3 separate regions of the Homo sapiens genome follow, and all the other regions are linked to region 2. Evidence: chromatin loops called from intact Hi-C (ENCODE). Cell type or tissue: ascending aorta. All regions are shown on one strand.

Region 1 (8,000 bases), 1.0 Mb after region 2:
CATGCCACCACACTGCACTAATTTAAAACAAAATTTCTTGTAGAGGCTGGGATAGGTTTAAGCAATCCTCCTGCCTCAGCCTCCCAAAGTGCAGGAATCGCAGGCATGAACCACCATGCCTGGCCTATGGTTTTAATATACAGGTTGGGCATTCCTTACCTGAAAATCCAAAACGTTCCAATGAGCATTTCCTTTGCGTGTCACGTTTACGTTTTGGGTTTTGGGTAAGGGATGCTCAAGCCATGTATTAAAAACACAAAACTAGCCAGGCATGGTGGCTCATACTTGCAATCTCCCAGCACTTCGGGAGGTCAAGGCGTGCAGATCACTTAACACCAGGAGATTGAGGTTTTCCTACAAAAAATTAGCCAGGCATGGTGGCATGCCTGTAGTCCCAGCTACTTGAGGGTGGCTGAGGTGGGATGACCGATTTGAGCCTGGGAGTTTGAAGCTGCAGTAAGCCATGGCTGCACCACTGCACTCCAGCCTGGGCCACAGCAAAAGAACCCCTCTCAAAAAACTTAAAACATAAAACTCTAATACTGACACCTACATACTCCTACCCATTGTCAACTCCACCTTGCTCAAGGTCCTAAATTGTTCACTATCCCGTCTTTGGTATTTATTACTCTTAGCAGATGCATATATTTAATGTCTTTTTTGAGCTTATGAGAAGCCCCAAGTGTTGCTTTGAACATTCCCAGGCATGTATCCTATGTCCACATGTAGTTTCTCTTGAGTAATGCCTCAAAGTAGAACTGCCATTTTCCCCAAGTAGTTGTAGTAACTTACACAAATGGTCTTTTTCACATTGACACGAGGAGTCCCGGCTAGAAGTCACGCTTTTCATCACTGAATGTCTTCATCTACTAAATGCTAATGGAGGTAAGGATAAGACTCATTCATGTGCCTGGCATGTCATTAGCTGCTCTGAACACACAATACCCACGGTTTATTATATAAATCCAAGCCTGAAAAGTTGAAAATTCCATTCATGGTATTATTAATTGGCAAACAAAAAAAGCTCTTAGTTTTTGGAACACAGGTTTGAATCTTTTTTTTTTTCCACTTTGTGTAACTGGAGACCTTAATAAACTATTAAGTAAACTTTCTGCACTCCTTCAGTGTTACCATAAAACTCCCAAACATTTGGTGAGACATTACATAGCTAAGTCTTGTTTTTTTACAACCTTGGGATGTAGCAGTCAACATTCAGCATACGTCAAAGTTCGTTCTTAGGCAGGGTTGTATAGGGTAAATACCCAGGAGGCTTTCTAAAGCTGGTCTGTATTACCCTCCACCCCCAGTGTAGGGGACACACCTTATAATCATCAAGTTTACACAGGTAACCTGGACAAAGCATCTGCTCTGATCCTTCCTCCTGCCACCCCAGTGCAGTTTTCAACACTGTACCATGAGGTGCCTTCTTGTTAGCATCAGGATTGTCTAAATCTCACATCCGGCAATGGTGGCAGGGAAAATCCAGCCTGTGTCATGGCAGAATAGGCTGAAAGCCAACATTACAAAACAGACCATTTTTGCAGAGCACATTCCAAAACTATGGACAAGACCAACAGCAGTAAAGTTCAGCTTTTTATTGAACATGTTATAAAAGAGGTTTAGTCAAAAAGACCAAAGCCCATGTCATCATCAGACTCCTCGGATTCTTCTTTCTTTGCTTCCACTTTCTTCTCCTCAGCTAGAAAAAAAAAGTCAATCAGGTGTTAGGATTTCCATACTTCATATACTTGTGAAAAATTAATGGCAATTTTGTCTATAATACTATTTTTTAAAAAATCTCTACACTCCTCCCAATACTAAAAACTCCATGTTTCCTACCTGGAGCAGCAGCAGTGGAGGGGGCAGGACCTCCTGCTGGTGCAGCACCAGCTGCTGGAGCAGGTCCACCGGCCCCTACATTGCAGATGAGGCTCCCAATGTTGACGTTGGCCAGGGCCTGCAATACATGTGCATGCATAGGTAAACGCCCAGTTCTGTCCTTGTTAAGCACTCACGCAGCCAAAAACGAAAAGTATCCCCCATTCCAGGTTACAGTGATCAACCCCTAACACTATATACAGTGAGTTCCACATCCATGGATTCAACAGTGGAAAAATAAGCATGTGTACCAAACATGTAGACTTCTAAAGTATACAGGAGGATGTGCATAGGTTATATGCAAATACATTTATATAAGAGATGGAACATCCTGGGATTTTGTTATTAGTGGAAGGTCCTGGAACCAATACCCCAGACACTGGCTTTTCTTTGCTAACAGCCAAGACTTAGGTTACAGGGCAACGCACTACTGTTCAGCTTTGAATCTGATAATTACATTCCTATATGTTAAGAACCTCCTGAGGCAGCTGATTTCCCTCCTTTTACAAATAATATGTTGGTAAAAAAAAAATCCAAACTTCCTGAAACACTCAAATGAATATTCTTTCCACAGTTCCATGTCTCCTCTTAACAGTGAATTCAAATTTTCAGTCTACTAAACAAATATAGGACTTCAAAAGGGGCTTGTTAAATATGACATAGGTACAATGTTTTCAATCTTTCAAAACTCTTTAGAGGTCACAACCCTGGAGTTAGATGCTATTAGCTTCACTTGACAGAGATTAAGTAACCTGTACAATGGAAAATAGCCAGTGCAAGCTCCATGACCAGGAACCTCTTTATTAGTCTTTTATATCCCAACACACAGTACCTACTGTGTCAATGAAGTCCGCTAAACCCAAATGTCCATCAAACCATAGGTTTAATGCAAGAATTTACTGAAAGAATTTGCTTGCGGGCCGGGAGCGGTGGCTCAAGCCTGTAATCTCAGCACTTTGGGAGGCAGAGGCGGGGGGATCACGAGGTCAGGAGATCGAGACCATCCTGGCTAACATGGTGAAACCCCGTCACTACTAAACACACACACAAAAATTAGCCAGGCATGGTGGCGCACGCCTGTAGTCCCAGCTGCTCGGGAGGCTGAGGCAGGATAATGGCGTGAACCCGGGAGGCGGAGCTTGCAGTGAGCTGAGATCGCACCACTGCACTCCAGCCTGGGTGACTCCGTCTCAAGAAAAAAAAAAGAAAAAGAAAAAGAATTTGCTTGCAACTTAACATGCGTAGTACCTATCTCCCGAGTGACCCTTTTTGGGAATAAATGACCTGATTCACATTTTTTTTAACCATGGTTTCAGAGCAAAAGGGAAACCAGAGTCTGATAAGGAAACGTAAGACTTGACAAGCTGAAATCTTATTAGCTCCTAGAGATATACATGCAACGAAAAACACCTAGGAGATCCAGCGGCATGTGGGGCGTTATGGCACCGCTGGGGGTACTTTAGCATGTACAACTGCCCTCGTAAATCAGCAGGCCTTACCACAATCACTTTGCCACCATCACCTTACCTTTGCAAACAAGCCAGGCCAAAAAGGCTCAACATTTACACCGGCTGCTTTAATGAGGGCATTGATCTTATCCTCCTACAACAAATAAAAACGTCAATCCATCAAAACGTAGCGTATGTAATATCTCCAAAATGCTGCACGTCACTCAATAAGTGTACATAACATGTTTAACCAGCTCAAATATTCTATCACAAGCAAAAGAGATGTGTGCCAGGCGCCCTGCAATGAGGCGAGCCCATCACTGCTGTTTCACGGGCTGGGACTTGCCTGAGTCACGCGGCTATTTTTAAGTTACAAGACCTGGGAGGTGGAGCCGAGCTCGGGCGCCTTCCTCCACGACCGGGGGAATTCAAGGCAATTACACCGAAAGAGGTCCGAGTAAGTGTCCCTGAGAGAGACGAGGCACGGGTCAGGGTGCCCAAGCACTGCGGAAGAGCTTTTCTACACGAAGGCTCTTGGAGCCGGAGCGCCCAGCCTCAAGCGCACTCCATGCCCGCTGGGCCCGCACGTGGTCCCGGGGGCCCAGGACCTGCCCGGAGAGAGGCCCCAGCCCCGAGGAGCGCCCGCCCTATGCGGCCTGTGTTCGCGGCCTGGCCCCGGCCGGAAGTGCTCAGTCGAACGGCCTGGAGCCGGGAACCGCATGGAGAGCCGAAAGTCACCGCCCACAGGCAGCCCGGCCGCCGGCCCGCGCCCGCACTCACCGTGACTGTCACCTCATCGTCGTGCAGAATGAGGGCCGAGTAGATGCAGGCGAGCTCGGAGACAGAGGCCATGGCGCGGGCGAGTGTAGGGCTGGCGCTGCCGGACGCGGTGCTAGTCGCCGGATGAAGTGAGGGCCTCACCCCAACGCAGCCTTAGCTTCCTCGGAAGGACCGAGCACCTTGGCGGCAGCTGAGGAAAGGGGCTCTCGCGCCTATACGCAGCCTCTTATGTGTCCACGCGGACCAATCGGCGCCCGCACCGGGCGGAAGAGGCGGACCCAGGACCCACTGAAGGCGCCTGCGCACTGCGCCTGATTGGTTCTTACTGTTGAGAAAGTTTCTCAGCGCCTGCAAATACGGTCCCACTTTATTTGGGTAAATTATAGGACCTGAGAACGTTAAAAACACTTTTAGGTTAGGGTTGCCTAGGTATTCGGACTTCGCCTCCGTTGGTTCCATGAGTTGCTTGACTTGGCAGGAGCTCCGCTGTGGCCCTGGTGACATTGTTCGTAATCTCCTGGTTAGGTCGCGGCCTTCCCAGCCGGCGCTGACCCTGAGAGTAAGGGCTGCGTCCCAGCTTGGAGGCCCCTGCTTAGCGCAGGACCTTGGTTGAGATAGGTAGATGTAGGAGGATGAGAGAAACTAACAGCGTTATGCTAGCAGAAGCCGTAGAGCGCTTACTATGTCCCAGGCACTGAGCCACATTCTGCAAGGATTCACGTAATCCTCACACACCAGGAGTTGGATGTTATCTCCATCTTGCATATGGCAAAATTAAGTCTTAGAGCTGGTAAACTAGCCCAAGATTATGTAGTTACCGCGCAGTGGAGCGTGGATTTGGAATCTAGAAGCCTAACTTAGACCCGGTAGCTAACTCAAGATTGCATAGTTCCGCGCGGTGGAGCGTGGAGTTGGAATCCAGAAGCCTAACTTAGACCTGGTAACTAACCGAAGATTGCATAGTGCCGCGCGGTGAGCGTGGAGGTGGAATCCAGAAGTCTAACTTCACTGCCTAGTGCTTGGGGGAAGGAGGGATTATGGGTAAGCTGTCTACAACCCGTTATTTGTTATCTAAACCCAATTTAAATTCCTACCTTCAAAAATGGTCATCTTTGCATTCCTCGTGGAATTTGCTTAGTTTACCGGAAAGTTAGTTCTATGTATATATATCTTTTTTTTTGGTGGGGGGGGGGCACCTTCTTTGTTTAGTCCATCCCATTATTTAATAATCATCTCTGAAGAAACATTTCTGTTGGAATCCACCGATCTAGAGTCCCACTTGGGTCAATCTTAACTACAAACATAAATATTTTCACATCCGGAATTTTTTAAAAAAGCATTTATAAAGCTATCAAACTTTTAAAAAATAAAGCTGTTGAGTTTTCATCCAAATCTAAGCAGCCATTATAGTGGAATTTTGGTCAAGAAAGGTTAAAGCTATTAAAAAATCCAAACATTTCCAAAGCTACAATGAGTCAGTCCAAAATACTGTTTGTCCAGCAGTGTACATAAAAAACTGATCTGCCGGGTGCGGTGGCTCACGCCTGCAATCCCAACCCTTTGGGAGGCTGAGGCGGGTGGATAGCCTGAGGTCAGCAGTTCGAGACCAGCCTGGCCAACATAGTGAAACCTTGTCTCTATTAAAAATACAAAAAATTTAGCTGGGCGTGGTGGCGGGCACCTGTAATCCCAGCTACTAGGGCGGCTGAAGCAGGAGAATCGCTTGAACCCAGGAGGCGGAGGTTGCATTGCGCTGAGATTGTGCCATTGCACTCCGGCTTGGGCAACAAGAGCAAAACTCCCTCTCAAAAAAACAAAACTGATCTGGTTGACAAGTGGCACTTTGTGGTCATTGAGGAAATAATCTTCTTCTCCATCTATATATTATAGATAATACTTTTTACAGGGTATCAAACAGTAAGCACTAACCACAGCTATTCAAGAGAAGTAGTTAAGCAAAACATCAGTACTCATGCATTTCCTTTTGTGTTGATGAAGGACTTAGTGGATTCAACAGTTACTTCAGACAAATTCCACTGCCCCATATTCTCCTATCGTAGTAAAAATTTCCTATTAATATTTTGAAAATACTATGCAATAAGCCATTAAAAAAAATTTTTTTTTTCTGAGACGGAGTTTCACTCTTGTTCCCCAGGCTGGAGTGCAATGGCACGATCTCGGCTCACTGCAACTTCCACCTCCCAGGTTCAAGCGATTCTCCTGCCACAGCCTCCAGAGTAACTGAGATTATAGGCGTGTGCCACCATGCCCAGCTAATTTTTTGTATTTTTAGTAGAAACAGGGTTTCACCATGTTGGCCAGGCTGGTCTCGAACTCCTAACCTCAGGTGATTCACCCACCTTGGCCTCCCAAAGTGCTGGGATTACAGGGGTGAACCACTGTGCCCGGCTAAATTTTTTTTTTTTAAGTGGGCTGGGGCAGGTCATGGTGGCTCATGCCTGTAATCCAAACACTTTTGGGAGGCCAAGGCGGGAGGATCGCTTGAGCCCAGGAGTTCAAGACCAGCCTGGGGCAACATAGTGAGACCCAGTCTCTATTAATTTTTTGTTTGTTTGTTTTTGAGACAGGGTCTCACTCCATTGCCCAGGCTGGGGCACAGTGGTGCCATCACAACTCACTGCAACCACTGCCTCCCTGCAACCACTGCCTCCCAGGCTCAGGCAATCCTCCCACCTCAGCCTCCCCAGTAGGTGGGACTACAGGTGCGTGCCACCACACCTGGCTAATTTTTAAACTTTTTGTAGGGATGGGATTTCACCATGTTGCTCAGGCTGGTCTTGAACTCCTGACCTCAAGCCATCCTGTTTCAGCCTCTCAAAGTACTGGGATTACAGTTGTGAGCCACCATGCCCGGGCTGTCTCTATTATTTTAAATAATAATTTAAAAAGCAGGCTGGGTGCTGTGGCTCATGCCTGTAATTCTAGCACTTTGGGAGGCCAAGTCGGGAGGATTGCTTGAGGCCAGGAGTTTGAGACCAGACAAGGCCACAGAGCAAGGCCCCATCTCTACAAAAAATAAAAAATTAGCCAGGTGTGCTGGCATTTGCCTGTAGTTGCAGCTACTCAAGAGGCTGAGGTGAGAGGATTGCTTGAGCCTGGGAGGTTGAGACTACAGTGAGCTGTGATCATGTCATTGCACTCCATTTTGGGTGACAGAATGAGACCCCATCTCAAAAAAGAAAGAAAAAAGCCAGCCTAGGCAACATAGCAAGACACCAGCTCTACAAAAATATTTTTAAAAATTTAATTAGCTGGGCATGGTGGTGAGCACCTGTAGTCCCAGCTTCTTGGGAGGCTGAGGCAGGAGGATCACATGAATCCAGGAGTTTGAGGTTATAGTGAGCCATGATTGCACCACTGCATTTCAGCCTGGGCAACAGAGCAAGACCCTGTTTCTAAAAAAAAAACTTTAAGAAGAAAATCAAGAAATAAATTCTGTATCTACTGCAATAGCAATTTAACCTTTAGTGTCCTGAAGCGTTCTAAAAACACACATATAGGCCAGGTGCAGTGGCTCACGCCTGTAATCCCAGTACTTTGGGAAGCTGAGGAGGGCGGATCACCTGAGGAGTTCAAGACCAGCCTGACCAACATGGAGAAACCCCGTCTCTACTAAAAATACAAAATTAGCTGGGCCTGGTGGCTCATGCTTTTAATCCCAGCTACTGGGGAGGCTGAGGCAGGAGAATCGCTTGAACCCAGGAGGCGGAGGTTGCGGTGAGCCGAGATTGCGCCATTGCACTCAAGCCTGGGCAAGAGTGAAAATCCATCCCTCCCCTCAAAAACACACACACACACACATATATGACATTGTTTACTACTATACTGTGAGTGACTAGTGCATTTTGTCTTCTCCCTTAACTTTTGAGTTGG
Region 2 (8,000 bases):
TACTCCTGTCTGGAGCCACAGGAAAGAGTGGGAAAAGCCTGAGGCAGGGCCAGAGTAATCAAATCCCAGTCGCTGCACCTCATCAAGCTGATGCCCTCAGTGGTATTTTGGCCGGGGAGCCTGAACAGGGTTCAGCAGCCCTCCTGGGACTGGTCGATGTTCTTTGGGGTCTCAGGGGCTCGCCCTCCAGTCTCCAGGCCCTGCCCTGCCATGTGGGCTCTTGGGAGTGGGGTGCTGGGCGGGGAGGCTCGTTTCCATGTCCCAGTTTTCTGCAGGGCTCATGTGCTCTGAGGGGCACAGCCCTACTCTGGGCACCAGATGGCTGATAGGGACAGAGCCTTGTGTCCTTCTTCTCTTCTCCCTCCTCCTCCTCCATCTCCTCCTCCTCCATCTCCTCCTCCTCCATCTCTTCCTCCTCCTCCATGATCCGGGAAGCAATAGAACAGGCTCAGCTTCACGTGCTCATTTCCACTTAGCAGGAAGAGAGTTCCTTAGCCCCTCTGAGCCTCCTGCAAAATGGGGATTAGAAATTGCAGCAAGATTGGGATGCTCTGAGGATGGTGTTAGGTCAAAAGCTCCAGGGACCCTGGATGCTGCCCTTCCCCAGGAGTTCCCTGACGGCTCCTCATAGCAATGGTACAGAACAGCCAAAGTGACACGTTAGAGAGGTAGAAGCTTGGCACCCAGCAGTGAACAGCTCTAGGAGCCCCTTCCCCCTAACCCACATGGGGACAAAATCTCAGTCTGGCTCTGGCCTCTAAGGGAGTGGGAGCAGCAAAGGGAGGACAAGACAGAGGGCAGGAGAAGGCATTTGCCCCAAGCCTACTGCCCTGGCTAGCCTGCGGCCTCCTAGTCCTGAAAAGAGGGTCTTGGGTCCAGCTGCTATGGGGAGGGAATGGGGAGGGGGGAAGAGAGGATAGGAGAGGGAGGAGAAAAAGAGAAGGGAGGGAATGGGAAGGGAGGGGAGAGCATGCCAATCAGGCATTGACTGATCCAAAGATAGTCTTGCCAGGGAGGAAAAAGAAAAGAGACCCATTTATAGTCCTGTGACCTCTGTTCTCCTTGAAACCTGCACCCTACAAAATGTGAAATTTGTCCCTTGTGACTGACTCATCCTGGGCAAGAGTAAAGGGTGAGGTGGAGTGGGGTTGGGGTGGGAGTTGGGGGAAGGATCCCTGAGCTCTCGCTGGACCCTGGATCTCCACTTCACACTAAGTCACCAGATGGGTAAGACAGTAAAAACACTGCTTGGAGAAGAAACTGCAGGTGCAAAGGCAGGAAGATGTGAAAGGAGTCACTTTTCAACTCTGAAGAAATCTGGCTAAGCCATTTCAAAAGCCAACTTGAAGGGTCCACAAGGGACTGCCTAGAAGAATGGCTTCCAACAGTGTGAAGCCAGGAGGGAGGAGAGAAAGGGGACATGGCTTCTGCAGCCGCCACAACCCTGGCCTCAGTGGGAGCTGGGTGCATGCACTGGAGCCCTTCCCGGCACAGCAGAGGTGCTGATGAGGGGCTGGGGCACAGGACTGAGAGGTGCAAGGAATAGGGGTCCTTCACTGGCTGTGAGGCCACAGCCTAGTCACTCTGCTCTTTGGGCGTTGTTTCTGCATTTGTAAGATTATTCCCCAATTATGAGATGACCTTGGTTAGCGGGTGGACCCTTGGGAGCACCTTTGAGGGGAGATGAGGTGGATGGGGAGAGAAGGCCTGGCTGTGCTCAGCAGCGTGTGTCTTGAACTAGACCCTAGACCATGAGCCACTAGTATCACTAGTCTCTCAGTGACCTTCCCCACACCTACTCCTGTCACTCTAGTCTATTGTTCATAAAAGCAACCAAGGGGGTCCTTTGGGGGGTCCTTTTACAAATGCAGATCTGATCATGGCACTGCTTAGACCCCATCAATGGCTGCCCCTTGCTGTTGGGATAAACCCCTGCAGTCATTTCCTTGGCCTTCAGGGCCCAGGCCAGGTTCTCCACCCACATGGCTCCCTCACCCTGGGCACTCCAGGCTCCCTGACCTCCTGTCAGCTCCCCCACAACACCACACCCTTCTTCTCACCCAGGGGTCTTTGCACCAGTGGTTCCCACTTCCAGGAATGCTTTATCCACTGAATTCCTATCATCCCTCAAATTTCTTAGGCCTGTGAGGCCAGGCCAAGTTCCCTGCCCTGTGCTGTAACCACTCTGTCCTTTTCCTTGAGGGCAAGAACCACAATTGCAATGAAAGGATCAATTGTCTACTTCATCCTTGACTCTGTCTTCCCAGCTTAAATGTCAGCCTTGGAGGGGCAAGGACCATGTCAGTCTGAATCACCCCTGTAAGCTCAAGGAACTCACTGCACTGAAAACATTGGATATTTATGGAAAAGTGAGCCTTGGAATGACATGAATATTGGTAGGAGGAGTACTGGAATCAGACAGATCTGGGTTCCAACCCCAGTTTTGCCACTTACTAAGTGTGTGACCTATGAATCTTAGCCTCAGAAGCCTTCGTTTCCTCGTCTATAAATTGAGGCTAAAGCTGTTGCCCTTATTAAGCTCTCGATAGGCTAAAGCAAGCCACACCTGGGTGAGTGCCCTCGGCCATGTCATGTGTTCAATTAATATCAGCTCAATGAACATCATCTCCCTCCACAGAGGCCCTCTGAAAGCCGGGCACACACTAGACACCTCATTCAAGCCTGGTTGATGGGAATGTGAATTTGCCGAGAGATGGTGTTGCTGGGAGACCCCGTCACCCACCCATCTCCTCTGGCTGCCCATGGGAACAGAATAGCTTGAGGGGGGAGGTGTGCAGTTTCACTTTCATAGTTTTCAAACAAAAAGACAAAAAGAGGAAAAATGAAACCACCCGGAAAGCAGCAGGGGCCCATTTTGTCGGCAGCCTGACGTGTTTTGCTCAGCGGGCACCGATGGCCTCCCTTATTTATTTATTTTTTAAGTCCCTGACTCATGAGTCAGTCAGTTGGCTTGGTGGTAAAACGCAACCCACTATCAAGGAAATAGCTGATGAACTACATGGAGGCTGTGCCAACACACCACTCACGACTTCTGAAAATCTCTTGTTTTCTGGCCAGCATGAGCCAACTGGAGCTGTGGTTCCTCGAATTGCTCTCCAAGACCAAATGCCAAGCGCATTTGAGATCCTTCAACAATTGCCTCACAATCGCTGTGCACCGCCAATACATGTTTGCTGTAATTATACAGCGTCCAAAGGAGAGGCACAAAAGACTTGTTGATTTTGGACGGGCTCCGGCCCCGGCGAGGCAAGGGCTGACCTGGGCTCCTGGCAGAGCGTGGGCAGGCAGGCCGCCGGCCGCCCCGGTGAGGACGTGACCAGCTGGAGCGAGCGTTGAACCGGGGCCATTGCGGCCAGCACCAGCGCATTCGCCTCGCTCTCCTGCCAGCTGACTCAAGAGCCGGCTTTCTTTGGAGAATAACCCGAAGAGAACAAAACGAGGAACTGGAGCTCCTATAAAAAGAAGCTCGCTCCTTCCTCCAGCCAACAAGTCCCTGAATGATAATCATCTCTGAAGTTGGCCACCCCTCCCTCCCTCTCAAGTCACTAAACATGCTCATTCTCTCTCGCTCTCTCTTGTCTTTGCAAGGAAACATCTTGGCTTCAGAGAGGACTTTCCACTGTGGCTGGGGAGCGTGGCCCATCTGAGCCTCATTTCCTGCCTTCCCCAAACAGGCAGAGCCCAAGAGGTCACCCAGAGTGTGCTGGAGATGGGGAGAGAGCGCTCACTTGCAGTTAAGGATCCTGGTTGCCGCTCAGGTGCCACTGCTAGTGCTTCCCATGAGGTGGGCTTACCAGTTACCATCATGGGGGCTGAGTTTCTCCCTTTGTTGTTCAAGCCGGGAGGGGTGGGTTAGAGCTGTGGTTTCCATGCTCATGCCTTTCAAATTGTTTTAAGTTGGGGCAACACTTATTTGCAGGGAATCTCAATGCACCAAACAGAACTGCTTGGTGCAAGTGGGAGTTGGGTCCGGCAGCCCCATGCACGCAGCATGTCCAGCCCAAACCCCTCCCAGTGATCCCCCCGGGCCCCAAGGAGGAAGACTTGGGTGCCGTGGAACACAATTTGAAAACCATGGTCTCCTTTCACAAAAGCCCCTGCCAGCCTTTGGGTTGGGAGAGGAATCTGTGCCTGCTGGGGGAAATCACCGTGGTTGCCTTTAGCTGTCTCGAGTGCACCTGATCCTCCACCCGGGGATGAGGGGATAAATTCAGCAAGGAGAAGACGGCCGTCCATAGTAACAACAACAACAAAAATGATTTTGCTCCTGCTGAAGTTTCTTGAGCAACTGGCAGGCTGCCATGAACGTACTTAGGCGGAAAATCACCAGAAAAAAATGATATAATCTGACAGATTTTTCACAGGCTTAAATATTCATGAATTAAAGGAATTGGCAGAATTTTCTACATTATTAGCTTTCATCATGGCTGCAGGAGCAGTTGGTATACTGGCTGCTCTTCAAGATCCATTAATCTCGTCCATCATAAGAGCAGCCATTTTAAAATTAGCTATTTTTACTGAGTGATGGTGTACAGGGGAGATGGGGAAATTGAAATGCGATTCCAGCGTAAAGGTCCTCCCCCTTCTCACTTTAAAAGCAGCAGGGAAAGCCAAGCAGCCTCTCAATGGGGAGGGGTCAGCGTAACTCCAGAAGAGAGGTCTGTGAAATGTAGGCATGTGGTGCGTTGTAGGGCCCTTCTAGTCCTTTGGATAGGGAGCACGCGTTTGCCTGCCGAGCCCTGAACTCCGGACTGGGGACCAGGAAGGGATTAGCATGGCTTTTGGTGAGGCAGAGACCAAGAGCCCCAAATAGGGGCTTCTGGGTGAGGAAGACATTTAGACCAAATAGCACAGTCTTTCTAACAGATGGCACTTGGGGTGCGGGACTGCAGAATAGCCGAATAATAATACTCATTATGAATGTCGGGGAGTGCGTACTCTGTGCTGGAAACCATGCTATGCCTGCATCTTCTGGTTCTAGCATCAGGGAACTCGGAAGGTAGACATATACATGTGTGTGTCTCGCACACAGGTTAAGTCAGTTGGCCATGGTCTCATGGCCAGTGAATGGCAGGGCCAGGATTCAGATCCAGGTCTTTCTGTCTGCAAAGGGAGTGAGAAGATGCTGTATTGATTGCTGGCCTGTGGCACTGTGAAGGTACATTCTCCCAAACACAGCCAAAACTTGGTAGGAGAAAGCTGCTTCTTTTCAACCATGGAGCAAAGTTATAGTCAGATCATTCCTGTGGAAACTTGAGGCCCAGGTTGATTTCATCCTCCCTTGCTTTCTTCCTTTTATCCATCCATCCATCTAACCCCCTTCCTTCCTTCTTTTCTTCCATCCACCTTTCCCCTCCCTCCCTCCCTTCCTCCTTCCCTCTACATTGAAGATGTAGGCTTTATTATCATTCAGGTATGGCACGGCCAATAAATCAGGAGCTGATGCCATGGAAAACTTGTTACTCACAGTTCCAGGAGAAGGGAGCATGCCACACCATGCGGGGCCACGTGGGGAAACACCAGGGGCAGTCAGGAGGCAGGGGGCGAGGGGAAAACATGGGCAGGAACTTTTGTGGTGGTTTCTATGGGAATGGATGGGCAGGGCAGGGCAAGCAGGTTTAGGATCGGCTAGTTTGAATAATGTAAGGTTCTGGGACACAGTCCCTAGTTGTTTGGTACCTGGCCCTGGGGTGACTGGGGAAGGGGCATAGGGGCCCTGAGTGTGACAGCCCAGTAGAGGAGGTGGGGGGCGGGGGTAGTCTCAGGACTGTTTGCATATTGCTATGGTTAGAACATTTGCATCCTCTCCAAAATTATGTTGAAACTTAATCTCCAATGCAATCATATTAGGAGGTGGGGCCTTTAGGGGGGCTCCGCCCCACGGATGGGATTAGTGCCCTACAAAAGGGCCGGAGGGAACTAGCTAGGTTCTTTTGTCCTTTTTCTCTTCTGCCCTTCTGCTGTGTGAGGACACAGTATCATCCCCTCTGGAGCACGGTGTTTAAGGCACCATCTTAGAAGCAGAGACTAGTCCTCACCTGCCAGACATGGAACCCACCAGCATCTTCATCTTGGACTTCCAGCTTCCAGAACTGTGAGGAATAAATTTCTGTTCTTTATCTATTACCCAGTCTGTGGTATTTTGTTATAGCAGCATGACTGCACTCAGACACATAAGCAAGGCACACTCGTAGGCAAGTCCTTCACGATCTGTAGGACTGGCTGGACTATCTATAGAGACTGCGGCAGTCTCTCCAGGGTCAGCAAGGCCCCAGATGTCAAAGCACAAGGGCTACAGAAAAAAGGCATGGTTAATATACTTCATCCTCCCACCCACCCATCCATTCACCCACTTACCCATCCACCCATCCATGTACTTATTGAGCTCCTGCACTGCTGGGTGCTGAGCTAGGCCCTGGGTACCTCTGTGGGCCTTGCCTTGATTCATTTTTCAGGATGGTGGTAAAATTTGCTTGCTCGGCAAAGCTCACTCCTTGTCTATCTGACTTCATCTAAGAAGCAGAGTTCTGGGAGCTTGACCAGGATTTCCCCAGGTCACTTTCTGCACTCAGGTCAGCCTTGCTGCTCATGAGCCAGGACTCAAGAAATCACAAAGACATTTCTTGTTGAGGTGATATCCAAAATATTTAACAACTTAGACACAGAGGAGCCAAGCTGAAAAGACGCAGGCCATAAGCAGACTGAACAGACAGATGGGATGCATTTGGGTGAATGTCACCTGCCTGGGTGACACCAGCCTGCACAGTGCTGCATGGAGACTGGAGGGAGGACAGTGCTCCCTGTTGGGGTGCTTGGAACCAGCTCTTCTTCTGGGTCCCAGACTTTTTCTGCATGGTTGAGGAGTGATGTCTGTCTGCAAACAGATTGAGTGGGGGAGCTGGTGTTTGGGTAGCATTTCTCACATTTATCATCAATAATAATGATGATTAGTCATCATAATAATTAATAATTATTTACACTTGTATGATGCTTGTTTATGGAGTATCTACTCCATTGCCAAGTGCCTTATAACAGCTTATAATTACAGCCGAAGTTTACTGAGCTCCGCTGGGGGCCAGTTACTGCTGTGCTTAGGACTGTCTGGACATCACCTTGTTCAGCCCACACATCATCCCTGAAGGGGAACAATGGAATCTCCCTTTTACAGGTGAGGGAGCTGAGGCCAAGAGAGGTTGTGAAACCCACCCAGGGCCACACAGTGAGTAAGTGGAAGAGGTGTGTCTCACAGTGCAGTTCTGTCTGACTTCCGCCTCAGGTTTCTCCCATGCCCTCTGGCCTGATCCTGGATCCTGTAGATCCCAGTCCCGAAGGAATCCAAGAGTAGGGTCAGGGCCTAGGTCAGGAGACACAGACGCTCACACAATGGAGGATTCCCTGACCAGTTTCAGGGACCCCAAAGAAGGAGCAGAAGATGATGGCCCGATCCTGGCATCTGTGTCCTGGCCAGGGGGAAGCATTGGAAGGACAGGATTTCTGACTCAGACTCCTGTGAAATCTTGCCTGAAGCCCTTGGGGCATAGCCTGACAGCCTAAGGCCCCAGCACTGGTACCATGGCCCCGACAAACAAAGCCACCACAATAAAAACCAGTCTCCCCAGGCTTGGCTATTGAGTATTGGGACTTCTATGGGATTCACAGCTGGCATCAAGAATCTCAGCCACTCTCGTCCACCCCGACTCTGCACACTGCTGGTGCTTGCCACCCTGCTAGGAGACACATGCAGGAACACACAGAGGAAACCCTGGGGTTTTCTATACCAATGCTAGGAAAACCCACTGGGCCAGTTCTTATTGCACATTTTAATACCGCTGAGGAATCAGCTGGTGGACTTAGCAGCTTTTAACATAGGAGATAGGAATGCTGACGGTTTTCCTGCAGCCGCAGGCTTGCCTCCTATAGAAAGACCTCCCTAAAAAGATTCCCTTTCAACATGATCTCTTGACTACGAAGGGTGGCAG
Region 3 (8,000 bases), 680 kb after region 2:
AAACCTGGAAAAAATACTTACAACTGCAGGAAAAACCAAACAAGCGCAAAGTAAAACAACAATGATATGGCCTTGGCAAAGATGAAAAGGGAGGAAGAGAAGGAGGATGTCATGTTCTGTGTCAACAAGGCTGTAGGGAAGTGAGCGCTCCCTGGGCGTCCTGAGGATTTGCTGTGATGAAGCCATGCACGCCTTTGGGGAAGCTCCATCTCACTGATCTCTCTTTCTCTCTCTGCAGCCCAGACTCAGAGAGTCAGTTTTCACCCACAGCAAGATCCAGCCAGGCCTGGGACCAGAATTTGCCCAATGGGGGTTCACTTTTCCTGGCCAATTCCTACTCACACAGCTCCTTGCAGCCAGTCCAGTCACCTCATGTGGGCTCAGAAGCTTTCTGAGGCCTTCACTGGAGATGTGGGCCTGAAGCCAGCTGCCATGGCACCAGCCCTGCCAGGCCTGCCATCCCAGGGTGCTGCTGGCCTGCCGAGCCTGCTCAGCCTCTCCACACTGCCGCACTTGTGAGGCATGGAGCCTCACAAGAAGGCCACCCCTCCCCTCTACCTTCTCACCAGATAGAAGCAGCCACTGATATAAACTTGAGGACAGAGGTGATGCATGAACATGTATCTCTGGTTACACGGGGTCTGAGTTAGGAAGGGGATTAAGCACATGAAAGGGGTCTTTGGGGCAATTCCTTACTCAGAAACTTAGATGCTTGTCAGAGGGAGAAGGGGTCCCGGAAACAGCCTCTTGCTCATACCTGGCTCAGATGTGTGCTTAATTCACCTTTTTTCTCTCTCTTTTCTTGCAGAGAGAAAGAGTGGTGTATCCAAAGGGAGGGACCTTAGGATGAGGTCTTATTCTACCCAAGCTGGCAGCATCTCTGCTTTCTCAATCCAGGTGAGTGAATGCAGTTGAGAAGGAGACAAGCTGCCCCAGCGCACTCTCTGGCCTTCGTGGATCCCTCCCATTCAATTATTCAGACCCTTCGTTTTCTCTCCAGGTCAGTCTCCAGACATTTCAAATTCAGGCCTAAGGACTGAGAGTTCATGGGAGCACCACGCCCTCCAAGAAGCACCAACATGGGATGGTGGGAAGGGATTTGGACATAAATCTAAGGTGGATATTTGCAGAGGAATGGAGTGAAAATAACGATGAATATATTGAGCATGTACTATGTGCCAAGAACTGTATTATCTCATTTAATTCACATGAGAATTCTATGTGGTAAATCTTTATAGGTGGGGAAAATGAGATGCACAAAAATTTCATCACTGACCTAAGGTTACACAGCTAGATTGTCATGGGCTTGGGATTTTAAACTCAGGCAGTCTGGCTTCAGAGCTGACCTGTGCCCTTGGTCATGATGCTATAGGAGCAGCTCACAGGGATTCAAAGTGATCCTGTTAGGGTTGCCTGCAGGAGCAATTTCAGGTGGGAAGAAATCAGCTGTGAGTTCATTTCTGCCTGTAGGGTGGAAATTAGGGGATATAGGACAGGCACCACCTCGGGGAGCCCTAGACTGGCTTCATACAGACCGGTAAGCCTCCACGGATTCCTTCAAGGCTAGGGTATTGAGGGCCTTGGATCCCAAGTTCCTCTCACTCACCACCAAGGCAGGCTGAAAAGGGGATGGTTGAGGCAAGGCCCAGGAGTCAAGAAGGAATAGGTTAGGTCAGGAATGAGGGATGCCAGGGCCAGGGGTCAAGGCAGGACAGATACCCCAACACCAAGGAAGCCATCAGGGCAGCAGCACAGAGCTCCAGCCACGGGCAGAACCCGATGCTGAAGTCATTCTTGCCTCAGCCAGGAAGCATTTCACATCCTCCCTGTGGGCCAGGACCCATCCTCAGGCTGGGGGCTGCCTAGAACTACCTGCTTGGAAGAAGTGAGCCACAGCAAAACGTTGTTGAAAATACCAGCAGCTACATGTATGATGTGCTGACTCTGCACTAGACATTTTATATATGTTATCCCTTTTCACGTTAAGCTTGCAAACTACTCTGTGAGGTCTGAATATTGTCCCCATTTTACAGAGAGGCAATAAAAGCTGAAAGAGGTACAACAGCTTGCCTGGGGCCACGTAGCTTCTCGGGACCTTGGATGTAAACTTAGGCCAGCCTGGTTCCAGAGCCCAGAGCCCTGGCTCTTACTTCCCCTACTGATAGCCTCCTTGGGACAGAGATGGGGCAGGGGCTCCATCCAGCCAATTCTCTTTCCCTCCCCCATTCTCAGCCCCTTTCTACCCAGGCATTTCCATCATACCATTGCTCCGATTGAAAGTTCATCTGCTGCCGGGCACGCAGTGGCTCACGCCTGTAATCCCAGCACTTTGGGAGGCCGAGGCGGGCTGATCACCTGAGGTCGGGAGTTTGAGACCAGCCTGACCAACCTGGAGAAACCCCATCTCAACTAAAAAAAAAAAAAAAAAAAAAAAATTAGCTGGGCGTGGTGGCACATGCCTGTAATCCTAGCTACTCGGGAGGCTGAGGCAGGAGAATCGCTTAAACCTGGGAGGCGGAGGTTGTGGTGAGCCGATATTGCACCATTGCACTCCAGCCTGGGCAACAAGAATGAGACTGACAGGCACCGTCTGAAAAAAAAAAAAAAAAAAGTTCAGCTGCTCAACTCCATGCTCCCATTGGCAGCAGTTATCCAACCAGCCTGAAAGCTACCTTCTTCCATCTCTTCTCACAACGATGCTGTGCGGGGGCCAGCAGGCGTGTTTCCCCATTACACAGGTACAGAAACTGGGGCTTCAGGAAAATGAAATCATGGGCCACCAGTACCCTGTCATCAGGACAGGACTTCAAAGCCAGGCCCCTAAATCCAGCATCCTTCTAGGCCTCTTCACAGTACTGCCTGTGAATTTAGATACATCTGTGCCTCTAACAGATCTTTAAACTTCTTCTGTAGCTCACTGTGTCCAGCTTCCCAAGGACTGCCTGCAGAAGAGGGCTCTATTCCCAAGGCCTGTCAAGATTCTGGGGGTCCTCCCCAGCAGCTAGGGGACATCTTGCCCACCTTCTTCAGTACCCGAGGCAGGGAGGATGCTGTACAGGTTAAGGAGACCACAGAGCTAGCAGTGTGTGGGTTGTGCTGAGTCCCTGAGTGGTGTGTATTTCTTCAGGTCTCTGTCTGCTTGCGGGCGCCCCTCTGATTGGAAGGCTTAGTAAGGAGCCCTCTGTCTGCTGGGGCTGAACCAGGCAGGCCCCCAATGGTACTGAGCCAGTGAGACTGTCCCGGAGAAAATGTGATACAGAAACCACAGAGAGGACTCTCCCAAGAAACGCCACAAGCCACCTGGTGGGACATTCATTTCTTTCCAAGAATTTGGCTTCTGTTCTCTCCTGTTTTTCCTCTTAGGAGTCAGATAGAACAGGTTGACTCGATTACTTGTTTGCTTCAAGCTCGTTTGACAAATGAGAAATAAATAAGGTCCAAATAAATAAAATAATATTTATTTTATAATATTGAGGTGTCAATAATATTGAAGTCCAAATAAATAAAATAATAGCAATTAGGAAAGAGCTGGAGTGACCGCAGAGTCTCCTGACACCCAGGGCAGGCCCCTCCTGCTCACGTGATGACCAAACACTCTCCCTCAGTCTGGCTACTTATTAGGAAGTCTCCATTGGCACGGAGTACACCAAAAATTTGGCTGTGCCTCCACCCCTGTGAATGTTTGATTTGTACACCCTCAGCTTTAACCTAGAGCCCTGGGCTTCTGGAAAGGGTGGGGTTGGAGGCATTCCAAGACCTTGACCTGGAAGGAATTCCAGGAGACTGGGTTGCTTCTTTCAACCCCACCAGCAGTCTCAGCAGGTCGGCCTGAGCCACATACTTGCTCAGACCTCACTACTAGCTAGGGTCCCCTTTCCTTCTTTTCCTTCCTCTCTCTCTCACTCTCTGTCATGAAGTTTTCAAGGGCTGGGACGGCCACATTCCACAGCATTGAAATCACAGTTCCATTTCATTCAGGCAAATGGCATTTTTGCCTGAATCAAAAGTGAGAGCTTGAAAGGATCTTATTGATGGTTTCAACCACCTCCCTCTTTTAATAGATGAGGAAAATGAAAGCACGGGGGAGGTGGCTCCCCAGGGTCACTCAGTGGGTAGTGAAGGCGCCGTGCTAAGCACCTAGGGCCCGGGCCCTTAGGCACTGCTTGTCCCAGTGAGCTCCCGTCCCACTGTCCACTCCTAACCACAGATGCCCACGCTGGAAGGAACCCCAGGAAGTGTGTGGCCAGGGCAAGGGTTGGGGACAAGCCTGAATGCCCAAGGGGAACACAAGGTCACATCAAGGGAAAGGAAAGCCAGGACTTGGGGGATGACTGCCACACAGATGATTGCTGAGCAGGCGCAGGATTTCTGGACATTCGTTTTTGTTTTTTTTTTTTAAGAACAGCCAGAAAATACAATGATAATGTAAAACATTCCCATTTTAAATATAGAAAGAATTCAAATTTAAAAAGAAAGCACCTGAGACTAATGTGTGGCCTCTGATGAAGTCCAATTGTCCCTTTTTACAGACAAGAAAACTGAGGCACAGGGTAGTGGTCTGTCACAGGCCACAGAGACAAAACCCAGTGCAGTGCAGTCATTTCTGGGGAATGCCACTTTGGGGCCAGCTGTCCTGTTGGCACTCATTATGAGATGGCATCCCATGAGAATGTGTCCTCACGCACCCGGCCCCAGGCCCCCTCAGGTCTCGTGTGATTCTCCTTGGAGGACCTTAGCCTTGGCCTTCTATTATGTTCTCTCTGTGGCCCACATTCCAAAAATCTCTGTAAGTGTTTTTTTTATCCCAACATGTCCTTTTAAGACTCCAAAGTGGGCCAGAACATTCCGAGACCCTGCTGGAGGCTGGGAAAGGCGGCAGACACCCCTGCCCTCTGCCAAGCCCTTCCCACGTGCCATTCCCCTTGCCACTGGACATACTGCCTTTTGCAGCCCAGCTCCAAACAGCACAGCTGACATCTCAGAAAAATCTCATAAGGCCGAATTAGGAACATGTCAGCGAGAGGGGAAAATGAGATCCTCGTCAGCCTGCCACCTTCCCTGGCTGGCTAAATCCATCAGCAGGCCATCAGCAAACAGCCCTCCCTGACCCCTCCTGCACCCAAGACAGGGCAGAGGGCAGTAAGTGAGGAGATGACACATAGCCCCATAAAACCATTGGAGAAAATCAAGTGCTAAGATGAGCACAGCAGATAGTAAGGGCTCAGTGAGTTCCGAGCAAAGGGGGACCAAAATATATAATGGCTCATCAGGGAAACGGGTCTGGAGCTAGTCTCTAAGAATAGGCAGAATTTGGGTGGAGGGAGAGACGTGGAGAGGGCCTTTGAGGTGTCAGGCAGAGTGAGCAAAGGCACAGAGGTGGGACGGAGCATGACATAGTTGGGGGTGAGTGGTGGCTCTGTCGCCCCAGCCAACCCAGCCGCCGGGGGAGGCCCTGATTGTTTTGAACTTTGCTTCCTCGTCTGCAGACAGGAGCTTGGGCTATAGGAGTTCAACGTTTTCTTTCTCCTTGAGCAGAAGTGCTGTTCTTTGTCTACCAGCACCTAGGTTGTGCTTCACAAATGAGATCTTCGTTGAATGAATGAATGAATCAATGAATCAATCATTTAACATAACTATCAGCCTTATAAGAAGAGTATGAGAACTGATACCTGAATAAAGTAATTTAACAGTTTATATTTTTCAGTGTATTTCCCCATTGCCTTTTGTGGCACCCCGCTAACAACCTTTGTAGACAGAAAGAATGGGTTTCATTAATTCTATGTGCCAAGTAAGGAAACCAGGGGTGGGAGCATGTTGGGAGAAGCAGCAACTTACCTGAATGGTGAGTTTGGGTGAAGGAGTTCTGCCGCTCTGAGTTTCCCCCAGGGGATCTGCTTGCCTGCTGAGAGGTGCCCTGGGCCCAGCCTCTGAGGGTGGGCCTGCAATCAGCCTGTTGGCTCTGCGTCAGGGAGGAAAAGGCTAAGCCAAGCTGACTCAGAAGATGTGCTGAGTCCATCCTCCCAGGGACCCGAGCATCCCTGTCTGAGTAGCACGTGTCAGAGGTGCTGATATTTTGATCTTCATCTGAATGACCCCTCCAGCAATCTCCCAATTTGTTCTGAACTAAGTGGGAGAAGTACCAAAATGCTGTTTATCCTTTCCCCAAAACCCCAACAGAGATGATAAGCAACTTGGTCAGACAATCCAAGACTTTACCTGGAGTCACCTAGCCGTCAACCTCTTACCCTTTTCAGCTGGAGGAACCTTGTCAGAGAGAGACATTTAAACAATGATTTAAACCAACAATGACTTAAAGCCTGCAGGATTCATCAGAACCATCAGTATTCTCCTGTGCTCTGTGAATCTCCGAGAGGAGTTAGATAAACATGCCTCATTTCCCAGTCTTATTTGACCACAGATTTGTTTCTTTCTCTCATAGGTCCATGTGAAGGTCTAGTGTTCTACCGTTCCATATTTTTGGACATGTTGCCACAGATAGCCAATTGCTTCTTGAGAGTTGCAGTGGAAAGAGACAAAAGGCTTAGCTTCACTGCAAAAGGGGTTGGGTGACCTTGGACAAATCCCTAAGCCTCAGTTTCTGTGTCTTTCAAACAGGGATCATACGCTGATCTCATAACATTGATGTAAGGATAAAATGAGATAACAAATATCCCCAGCAGATCCTTCCCAGCAGTAAAAGTCATCACACAGGTGTATAATCTTGTACCCAAAAAGGTGTACCAGATGTGGGATTTACAAAAAAGATCAATGGACAAGTAACTCTTTCTTTGACCAAAGAACTCTCTGAGTTGCAAAAGGACTAACAAGGTTTTTTAAAGCTGCAAACCCCTGTTGACCTCTCTCCCCCAGGCTAATTTAGAAGAGAGTACAATTTTAAAGACTTCAACCTACCAGAAGCAGGTCTATTTATAAACCAAAGCTCAGGCGCAGAATTCTGTGAGTTCACTTCCATGCTCAGCAAGGTCCCCTTATCATCTCTGGAGCCCTGCCTAGTAATTAAGACCCTGAGTCCACCACTTCTCCATTAGGGTTTTCCTCTGAGATGCCCTATACGAGTTCCTTGCAGACTCAGATCCTCATCCCCACATGCCCAAGCCAAGTTCATTCCAGTCTTCTGGATGCCTGGGATTGGCTCCTCCCTGTGGCAAAGTTGGCTGGTTACCCCTGATAATGCACTCTCCCCATGCATGCCCCTCAGTGATAGAACTTAAGACTGCATTTCCCAGACTCCTTGTGGAGGTAGAAGTGGCTGCAAGAAGAAGTTCTATCAATGAGATATGTTTGGAAGTCACACGTACCAGTTCTGGGTCAGCCTGTCCTGAATGGGAATGACTTTTCTTCAATTTCTACTTTTCCTCTTCCTGTAGGTTAGAATAGTGATGAGATGGCAGGCTCTAGAGCAGCCGTTTTGAACCGTATGGTGAAGGTTGTTGATTGAGAATGGCAGAGCAACAAGGTGGATGGGGCCTGGGTCTCCAAAACCATGAAACTGCCGTAGGAGCCCTGGACTGCTTAAATTAATACTGTTATCGGGGGAGCAATACACTTCTGTTGTGTTTAAGACATTGTTGTTTTGGCCTTTCAGTTACAGCAGCTGAACTACTTCTCTTTGCATAACTACTTCTAACTGCTCTTTAAAACCCATGATATCTGCCCTTCCATGCCACACCACCCAGCCCAGAACCTATTGCCTATACCAAATCTTGATGCACTGAATTCTGTTTGATTTAACTTTATTGGCCCCAGTATAGAGTGTGCTGAACACCATGAAAAGATAGTTACAGAGTTGCTTTATATGACCTTCACTTGTTCTTGCTTGGTTTGGTGTCTCTGCTGCAGGTATATTCTCCCAAACAGTGCTGTGTACCACTGCAGGGCAGGGCCAGGTCACAGACCTGTGTCACCACCGTTCATGGTGCATAACACTCAATTGAGACCAAAAGAAACCAATGGGGACATAAAGCCAGCCAAGGCTGGTG

Evidence for each region. A loop is a pair of places that touch in the nucleus more often than their neighbours do. Peaks named below come from ENCODE experiments on the same cell type or tissue, not always from the same donor. Only the 100,000 strongest peaks of a DNase experiment are listed, where the experiment ranks them.
Region 1: a loop joins it to region 2, with 2.5 times the contacts of the local background. A loop is called at or near these places in 3 of 110 quality-filtered maps.
Region 3: it touches region 2 in a loop (11-fold over the local background); 2 of 110 quality-filtered maps call a loop at or near these places.

What each region holds. Positions count from the first base shown.
Region 1 is chr15:69,449,127-69,457,126 of GRCh38, reverse strand. RPLP1 (ribosomal protein lateral stalk subunit P1) reads right to left here and starts at 4,309. Exons shown (of 4, transcript NM_001003.3): 1 at 4,107-4,309; 2 at 3,406-3,480; 3 at 1,840-1,957; 4 at 922-1,699. The coding sequence starts at 4,178. The coding sequence ends at 1,620. LINC02896 (long intergenic non-protein coding RNA 2896) reads left to right here. Exons shown (of 3, transcript XR_932420.2): 3 at 1-1,107. RefSeq lists enhancers at 3,764-3,873, 4,024-4,273, 4,554-4,603 and a silencer at 3,954-4,003. In ascending aorta, no CTCF peak of the experiment used is centred here; DNase peaks (open chromatin) are centred at 3,676 and 4,366; H3K4me3 peaks cover 4,458 bases; H3K27ac peaks cover 3,770 bases.
Region 2 is chr15:70,470,216-70,478,215 of GRCh38, reverse strand. No RefSeq gene overlaps it. Among named protein-coding and RNA genes, the nearest start is that of LINC02205, 32 kb to the left of the region's middle. In ascending aorta, no CTCF peak of the experiment used is centred here; a DNase peak (open chromatin) is centred at 3,155; H3K4me3 peaks cover 1,777 bases; H3K27ac peaks cover 2,786 bases.
Region 3 is chr15:69,790,996-69,798,995 of GRCh38, reverse strand. No RefSeq gene overlaps it. Among named protein-coding and RNA genes, the nearest start is that of LINC00593, 40 kb to the left of the region's middle. RefSeq lists enhancers at 1-557, 4,199-4,701. In ascending aorta, no CTCF peak of the experiment used is centred here; DNase peaks (open chromatin) are centred at 3,755 and 4,785; H3K4me3 peaks cover 1,318 bases; H3K27ac peaks cover 4,148 bases.